2 separate regions of the Homo sapiens genome follow, and region 2 is linked to region 1. Evidence: read pairs that join two places in POLR2A ChIA-PET (ENCODE). Cell type or tissue: HepG2. All regions are shown on one strand. Each heading gives the region's core, and the rest is flanking DNA. Links, peaks and the distances in the headings are about the cores only. Region 1 holds the start of LOC124901083 (a long non-coding RNA gene). Region 2 has its middle 7.3 kb from the start of PSD2-AS1.

The links. ChIA-PET counts read pairs that join two places held together with the same protein. Peaks named below come from ENCODE experiments on the same cell type or tissue, not always from the same donor. Only the 100,000 strongest peaks of a DNase experiment are listed, where the experiment ranks them.
Region 2: POLR2A ChIA-PET joins it to region 1 with 5 read pairs; 1 of 35 experiments calls an interaction of 5 or more read pairs at or near these places.

What each region holds. Positions count from the first base shown.
Region 1 is chr5:139,502,102-139,506,490 of GRCh38, forward strand. LOC124901083 (a long non-coding RNA gene) reads left to right here and starts at 1,141. Exons shown (of 2, transcript XR_007058961.1): 1 at 1,141-1,712. In HepG2, for the core only: no CTCF peak of the experiment used is centred there; DNase peaks (open chromatin) are centred at 1,080, 1,990 and 2,822; H3K4me3 peaks cover 2,044 bases.
Region 2 is chr5:139,736,763-139,741,151 of GRCh38, forward strand. No RefSeq gene overlaps it. Among named protein-coding and RNA genes, the nearest start is that of PSD2-AS1, 7.3 kb to the right of the region's middle. RefSeq lists an enhancer at 1,388-2,315. In HepG2, for the core only: no CTCF peak of the experiment used is centred there; DNase peaks (open chromatin) are centred at 2,499 and 2,783.

The sequences.
Region 1 (4,389 bases), core at 96-4,095:
AGTTTGAGTGAAGAATCCTTGAGAGCTTTGAAGGGCCACAGGTGTACTTCGAGTCATGATCAAAAAGCTGATGCTGGGCCAGACACAGTGGCTCACGCCTGTAATCCCAGCACTTTGGGAGGCTGAGGCAGGTGGATGACCTGAGGTCAGGACTTCAAGACCAGCCTGACCAACATGGAGAAACCCTGTCTCTACTAAAAATACAAAATTAGCCTGGCATGGTGGCACATGCCTGTAGTCCTATCTACTCGGGAGGCTGAGGCAGGAGAATTGCCTGAACCTGGGAGGCTGAGATTGCAGTGAGCTGAGATTGTGCCATTACACTCTAGCCTTGGCAACAAGAGCAAACTTCCGTCTGAAAAAAAAAAAAAAAAAAAGCTGATGCTGGCTGGATGTGGTGGCTCACGTCTGTAATCCCAGCACTTTGGAAGGCTGAAGCAGGTGAGTCTCTTGAGGTCAGGAGTTCAAGACCAGCCTGACCAACATGGTGAAACCCCATCTCTACTAAAAATACAAAAATTAGCCAGGCATGGTGGCGCACACCTGTAATCCCAGCTACTTGGGAGGCTGAGACAGGAGAATCGCTTGAACCTGGGAGGCAGAGGTTTCAGTGAGCTGAAATTGCACCACTGCACTCCAGCCTGGGCAATAGAGAGAGACTCTGTCTCAAAAAATAGAAACCAAAGGCTGATGTTTCCTTGGGCCATGTTAGTGGAAATGCAGTGCCTGCAAGAGAGGTGACCCACATCAGGCTAGATCTGGGCCTTGAACACTGTCATTGAGATGGCATTCAGGGGCCCAAAGGGGCTTCTTCCTTCATCTTGGGCTGATTCCCTCATAGTGAGAGGTGAACCCGGCTGGGCTTCTGGGTTGGGTGGGGACTTGGAGAACTTTTCTGTCTAGCTAAAGGATTGTAAACACACCAATCAGCACTCTGTGTCTAGCTAAAAGTTTGTAAATGCACCAATCAGCACTCTGTAAAAATGCACCAATCAGCGCTCTGTCTAGCTAAAGGTTTGTAAATGCAACAATCAGCATTCTGTAAAAACGGACCAATCAGCACTCTGTAAAATGGACCAATCAGCAGGATGTGGGCGGGGCCAAATAAGGGAATAAAAGCTGGCCACCTGAGCCAGCAGTGGTAACCTGCTCGGGTCCCCTTCCACATCATGGAAGCTTTGTTCTTTTGCTCTTAGCAATAAATCTTGCTGCTGCTCACTCTTTGGGTCTGCACTACCTTTCTGAGCTGTAACACTCACTGTGAAGGTCTGCAGCTTCCCTCCTAAAGCCAGCGAGACCACAAACCCACTGGGAGGAACAAACAACTCCAGATATGCCAGCTTTAAGAGCTGTAACACTCACTGGGAAGGTCTGCAGCTTCACTCCTGAAGTCAGCAAGACCACGAACCCATTGAGAGGAATGAACAACTCCGGACGTGCTACCTTTAAGAGCTGTAACACTCACTGCGAGGGTCCGTGTCTTCACTCCTGAAGTCAGCAAGATCATGAACCCACCAGAAGGAAGAAACTCCGGACATATCTGAACATCTGAAGGAACAAACTCTGGACACACCATCTTTAAGAACTGTAACACTCACCGTGAGGGTCTGCGGCTTCATTCTTGAAGTCAGTGAGACCAAGAACCCACCAGAAGGAACCAATTCCAGACACATTTTGTCTACCCAGATGGGACTATCGCCTATCGCCAAGTGGTGAGTACCATCAGACCCCTTTCGCTTGCTATTCTGTCCTATTTTTCCTTAGAATTTGGGGGCTAAATACCGGGCACCTGTCAGCCAGTTAAAAGCGACTAGCGTGGCCGCCGGACTAAAGACAAGAGTATCAGGCTTTCTGGGAAAGGGCTCTCTGACAACACCCGACTCTTCAGAGTTGGGAGCGTTGGTTTGCCTGGAACCAGCTTCCGCTTTTCCTGTACTTCTGGACTGAGCCAAGGGTCAACACAGAGGAAAGCCATTCAGCTCCCAGGTCCCGACAAGTTGGTTGACCCTGCGGCCATGAGTGGAACTCTGAAAGTCATGTCGCCCAAGCGAGACTCGCCCGTCTATCCTATCTATCCTGACCCTTGCCTCCTGGGTCCTAATGCCTGTCAGACAAACTTCCTCTCGCCTCTCTTCTCTGAGGCTAGTCCTGCTTCTAAAAACCACTCCCTATCTCTGGTGCTTTTCTAGTTTCTCCCATAAGAATGATTTCTAGTATAAACTTCAGGACTCATGAGAGTCCCTTCTGTAGGCACCCAGTCTCACCAATCAGAAAGACATAATTTTTGCCCAAAGCCCCATTGTAGGGGGGAATATCTGGAATTCTAGGATCCCTCCTCAGACAAACAGGACTAACAAAAGCTATTTCTGAAGCTAGGATATGGGGAGCCTTAGAAAGCTAGGATATCCTTAGAAGCTAGGATATGGGGAGCCTTTATCCTTCCTATTCATATAAGTGAGGACAAAAGGCATCACACTTCCAACTCTGGAGATCCCTTCCCTCCCTCAGAGTATGGCCCTCCACTTCATTTTTGGGGCATAGCATCTTTATAGAACAGGGGTAAAGTCCCAATACTAACAGGAGAATGCTTAGGATTCTAACAGGTTATCGAGAATGCGTCAGTAAGGGCCACTAAATCCGATTTTTCTTGGTCCTCTTTGTGGTCTAGGAGGACAGGCAACGGTGCAGGTTTTCAAGAATGCATTGGTAAGGGCCACTAAATCCGACCTTCCTCAGTCCTCCTTGTGGTCTAGGAGGAAAACTAGTGTTTCTGCTACTGCATTGGTGAGTGCAACTATTCTGATCAGCAGGGTCCAAGGACCATTGCGGGTTCTTGGGCAAGAGGTGTTTCTGCTGCTGTGTCAGTGAGTGCAACTATTCCGATCAGCAGTGTCCAGGGACCACTGCAGATTCTTGGGCAGGGGGAGAAACAAACAAACCAAAACCATGGGCAGTTTTGTCTTTCAGATGGGAAACACTCAGGCATCAACAGGCTCACCCTTGAAATGCATCCTCAGTCATTAGGACCAATTTGACCTGCAAACCCTGAAAAAGAGGCAGCTCATTTTTGTCTGCACTATGGCGTGGCCCCAGTATTCTCTCTGATGGGGAAAAATGGCCCCCTGAGGGAAGTATAAATTACAATACTATCCTGCAGCTTGACCTTTTCTGTAAGAGAGAAGGCAAATGGATTGAAATACCTTATGTCCAAGCTTTCTTTTCATTGAAGGAGAATAGACAACTATGCAAAGCTTGCAATTTACATCCCACAGGAGGACCTTTCAGCATACCCTCAAATCCTAGCCTCCCTATAGCTCCCCTTCCTATTAATGATAAGCCTCCTCTAATCTCCCCTGCCCAGAAGGAAATAAGCAAAGAAATCTCCAAAGGACCACAAAAACCCCCAGGCTATCGGTTATGTCCTCTTCAAGCTGTAGGGGGAGGGGAATTTGGCCCAACCCGGGTACATGTCCACTTCTCCCTCTCTGATTTAAAGCAGATCAAGGCAGACCTGGGGAAGTTTTCAGATGATCCTGATAAGTACATAGATGTCCTATAGGGTCTAGGGCAAACCTTCGATCTCACTTGGAGAGATGTCATGCTATTGTTAGAGGAAACCCTGGCCTTTAATGAAAAGAATGCAGCTTTAGCTGAGTTTGGAGGTACCTGGTATCTTAGACAAGTAAATGATAGAATGACAGCTAAAGAAATGGACAAATTCCCTACCAGTCAGCAAGCCGTCCCCAGTATGATCCCCACTAGGACCTTGACTCAGATCATGGGGACTGGAGTTGTAAACATCTGTTGACCTGTGTTCTAGAAGGACTAAGGAGAATTAGGAAAAAGCCCATGAATTATTCAGTGATGTCCACCATAACTCAAGGAAAGGAAGAAAATCTGTCTGCCTTCCTTGAGTGGCTACGGGAGGCCTTAAGAAAATATACTCCCCTGTCACCCAACTCACTAGAGGGTCAATTGATTCTAAAAGATAAGTTTATTACCCAATCAGCCACAGATATCAGGAGAAAGCTCCAACAGTGAGCCCTGGGCCCTGAACAAAATCTGGAGGCATTATTAAACTTAGTAACCTCAGCGTTCTATAATAGGGACCAAGAGGAATAGGCCCAAAAGGAAAAGCAAGATCAGAGAAAGGCCACAGCCTTAGTCATGGCCCTCAGACAAACAAACCTTGTTGGTTCAGAAAGGACAGAAAATGGAGCAGGCCAATCACCCAGTAGGGCTTGTTATCAGTATGGTTTACAAGGGCACTTAAAAAAGATTGTCCAGTGAGAAACAAGCCACCCCCTCATCCATGTCCACTGGCAATCACTGGAAGGCAAAAGGCCCTAGAGTGCAATGGTTCTCTGGGCCAGAAGCCCCCAACTAGAT
Region 2 (4,389 bases), core at 73-4,072, 230 kb after region 1:
TCTCTAAAAAATGAACAATAAATAAATAATTTTTTAAAATAAAAAATATTTGTTCACTGAGTTATAAAGATCTCTCAATTATTAACACATTTCATTATGCCATATTAAAAAATCACATCCATGGATATCACCAACAGTTTCATTAGAAATGTACCAGGAAACTGTGAAGCTTATGGTGTTATGGTGTTGTATACCTGTCTTTCAAAATTTAAATTTCACTTAAAAATATAATTTTATACATAAGCAGAATATGCAAAATGAAAATAGAATTTTAGCTGGGCATAGCAGTGTGTACCTGTAGACCCAGCTACTCAGGAAGCTGAGGCGAGAAGATCCTTTGAGCCCAGGAGTTTGCATCCAGCCTGGGTAACATAGTGAGACCTGTCCCCAAACAACAACAACAACAAAACAAAACAAAAAGATTGTTATCATTGGCAACAAATACTGTGTGTTGTTTTCCTTGAAGTGACTGGCTTACTTCATTATTTGTGAGAGAATAACTGCCAAATATCCAAGACTGCCTGTCAGTCTTTCTGTCAAGTAAAAATGACGTGCCATAAAAAAACCAGCTAGTTCAGCTCGCAACTCAAACAATAGCATAAATGCTTTTCTTGAGGCAGCCAACACACTTTGATTGATATATATATATATATATATATATATATATATATAGTTTTTGAGACGGAGTCCTGCTCTGTTGCCCAGGCTGGAGTGCAGTGGTGGGATCTCGGCTCACCACAACCTCTGCCTCCCGGGTTCAAGCGATTCCCCTGCCTCAGCCTCCCAAGTAGCTGGGACTACAGGTGCGTGCCACCACACCCAGCTAATTTTTGTATTTTTAGTAGAGACGGGGTTTCACTATGTTGGCCAGGCTGGTCTCGAACTCCTGACCTCGTGATCCGCTTCGGCCTCCCAAAGTGCTGGGATTACAGGCATGAGCCACCACGTCTGGCCAACTCTGGTATGTTATAGAAGCGTTTTATGTGAATTCTGCATACATGTGCCGAATATGACTCCTAGTACAGTTTGATTTGTGCTAAGCCAGCAACAGTTTTACCTAGTATGGCTTAGACATAATAAAGAAGTCAAATAATGTCTTAGTATTATTAGTAAAATAATTTTGACCTCATCTACCCCTGAAAAGGTCTGGGAGACTCCCAGGGGTCTGTGAACCCTACTTTGGGATCACTGCACTTGTTGTTCTGTCTCTTCTGCTCTCAGTGGTGATGGGCCGTGTCTTTCATATTTTGCTGATTAGGACACTGGGGTCCAGCAGAGCCCCACATGGGTCCTCATCTCTCATTCCAGGACTGAAGTGAGAATTTTTTTCCTGGCAGTGACTGGGGAGGTTTCTTGTGGGGGGAGGGGTGGCATTGATTTTGATGGATGGAGAGGCCACCAAAAGTGGAGGCTGGGAATGCACCATTGGTGGAGGAAACAGCATTGGTGAAGGCCTGGAGAAAAAAGCTCTGAATGGGGTCAGATAACTAGGGCCCTTGAATGCCAGTGCCAGGGCAGTGGGCACCGCAGAGCAGTGACCAGAGATGGGAAGCAATGGATGAGATGTGCCAGGAACAGGGAGCGCCAGAGAGGAGGGCCTTTGTCCTTCACCAGGAGGCCTTCCCAAGCCGGCTGGCCTCAGGGCTGTGTTCTCAGGGCTGGGTTGATGTGTGGCCACTGAGATGAACTTACCCTTCCTGACTGACCATGATTGGCAGAGGGTGGTCTGCTGCCCAGAACTCCCTGCTGAAAAGTGTCTCCGCACCTGCACTGACTGACACTCAGCCTCTCTTTCCCTTTGTATTGGCTTTTATGGTGACAGTGAGTAGCCTCATCCAGTTTCTTATGCCATGCGTGAGTGTGAGGGTGACCTGGGCAGAGGTGGCTGCTGAGGGGAGAGATTGGTAGTGACATGTCAATGTGATTAGAGGTGAGGGTCCTGACCTTTTTACCACAAAAAAACCTGCTTGTTGCAGGCACTGATGCCTCGGCCAAGTCCTGTAAAAGTGGGGGTTGCAGAGCTGACCCCGACACACCCCCACCCTGGGCCCGGCCTGCCCTCTTCCTCTTCCGATGGCCCTGTGTCCCTACCCCAACCTGTCCCTGAGCTGCTGGTCTGGTATGGGGAGACAGACCTCAGCTTCGGTGCAAGACTGGCCTCATACCTCCTGCTGTGCACATCTGTGCTCCTGAGCTATGTACCTGGGCTGGGTTGTGCCACACACGTGTTAGCAGCCATGCTGTGTGACTATATGGATACACCCTGCGCTGGGTGCACATGGTGCGCTCTGCATCACAGACATTGTGAGCTTGTGTACCTTGCCGTGCACACTAAATTGCGTCTGTTTGTTTCTGTGCCTTCAGTTGGGTGGTGTATGTTTGTGTGTATATGCTTTGTATATCTTTACAGGGTGTGAGTGTCACTGTGGTGGGTGGTGTTTTTGTGTGCTGGTTTGTCAGTGTGTATCTTGGCCCAGCCCCAGAAGGCCAGCTGAGGTGTGGTGGGGGGTGGGGTGTCGGACTGTGCTGGGGTAGGGAGCCCACAGCCAGGAGGCCTGACTGGGAATAGACATGTCCTCACCTGCCCAGAAAGTGTCCCAAGCCCTCAAAGAGCCCTTGTCCAGCTTCACCACCCCTGGCCAGTCAGGGTGGGTGGCTGGAGAAGGGGGCATGAGGGAACCAAAACAACCTCAGCCCAACTCCCACACTTGGCTGGCACCCAGGCCTATTATGGGGTCCCCGTGCCCATGGCCCGCCCCCTAAGGCCCCAAGCACTTTGCATTGTGGGGCTTGGGGAGGGGCCTAGAGACAAGACTCTGTTTGGCTCTTGTGACCAACTTCAGCTCCTAGTGGGCCACCAAGGCAGAGCTGGCCCCAGGCCTTTTTGAGGGTGGGGCTGCTGGGAGGACTAGCTCCATGGAGCCAGGGCTGATGCTCATCTTATTACCTGTGTCATTCATTTAGCAAATACACATTGAGCACCCACTGTGTTCCAGGCCCTGCTTTAGGTGCTGGGAATATAGCAGTCACTCATTGAATTAGGGGTAAGGAGAGGTTATACTGCTGCTGTGCATTTACAGATGAAGAAACAGGTCCTGGGAGGTGAAGTGATTTGCCCAAAGTCATAACAAAGCTGGGATTTGAAACCAGGCCTGTCTCATGCAAGAGGTCTCCTCCTCCTGCATTTGTCCATCCTGACTTCGGTAGTCACAATTATAGCCGAATGCCCACTGAGCTAGGACCAGCTAGCTGGCTAGCCCCGTGCCCTGGGCTACAGGTTGATGCAGGAGAGTGGGCACAATGAAATAGCTCCTAGAAAGGCAAGTTGCCTGGAGTAGGCACAGGGGTGGTAAGGTGGAGGATTGAGGGGTGGGGAAGGAGCAGAGGGAGGCTGTGTCTGTCTCCAGGGTGCACTGGGACCCAAGGGAACGCCTTCTCTCCTGCTGTGTGATCTGGGATGGCCCCTGCTTCACTCTGAGCCTTAGCTTCCTCATCTGTAAAGTGGGCACAGTAACTGCCCTCTCCCAGTGGTACCATGCTCATGGCATGATGCCTGGCACACAGTAGGGCAGCTGGGAGGATGGGGCAGAGCTGCAAGTGGGCAGGGCCTCCCCAGGGCTCTGCTCAGCCTCAGGAAATGGGTAGGGGGTAGGGAGGAGGAGGCGCAGATGTGCGCTTGTCTCACACGAGCAGCCGCATTTAGCCACCGAGTCGGGACTGAAATATTCCTGAGGGAGAAGAACCCTGAGGCTTCAGGGCGGCAACGGCTCGTCAGTGGGGAGCGGGGAAGGGATGTTGTCACCATCTGCCTCGTGTCTGTCTGCGACTAAAATAATACTGGGGTGAGACTCGCCGCAGGCACGGGCCCAGCCGCAAGGTTCCCCAGAAGAGGGAGGGGCTGGGGGTGCTGGAAACCTTGTGGGGAGCAGTGGCAGAGAGAGGTCTGCTGGGGGCAGCTCTTGGCCAAGGCTGGGCCCTGGTCCTGCCCCCTTCCTGAGGGGCCACAAGAACCCATGGGGGTGGTGTGTGCATAGGCATGGATACCTTCCTGGGGGGATCAGCCCTGGGAGTGCAGGACTGGACACCCCCCAGACCCGGCTGGGGTCTGCTTCAGAGGGGAGACCAAGCGTGTGCTGAGATCCCTGCAAAGCAGGGGCAACAGCAGAAACAAAGCAAGAGACAGACAAATTGCCTGATTCAGCTTCCATGAGTTTATCCAGAATATTGAAACCAGAAAACGTAGCAAGAAGCTATTTTAATTTCAGCCGACGTATAAGTTTTGGGTCTATGGTTTACTGTGGTTTTTATTTTGAATCAAATATGGAGGATGTTCCATAATTCCCTCGGGGCTCTGGGCTCTGGGGACTGAGTGTCTGCCTTTCTCTACTG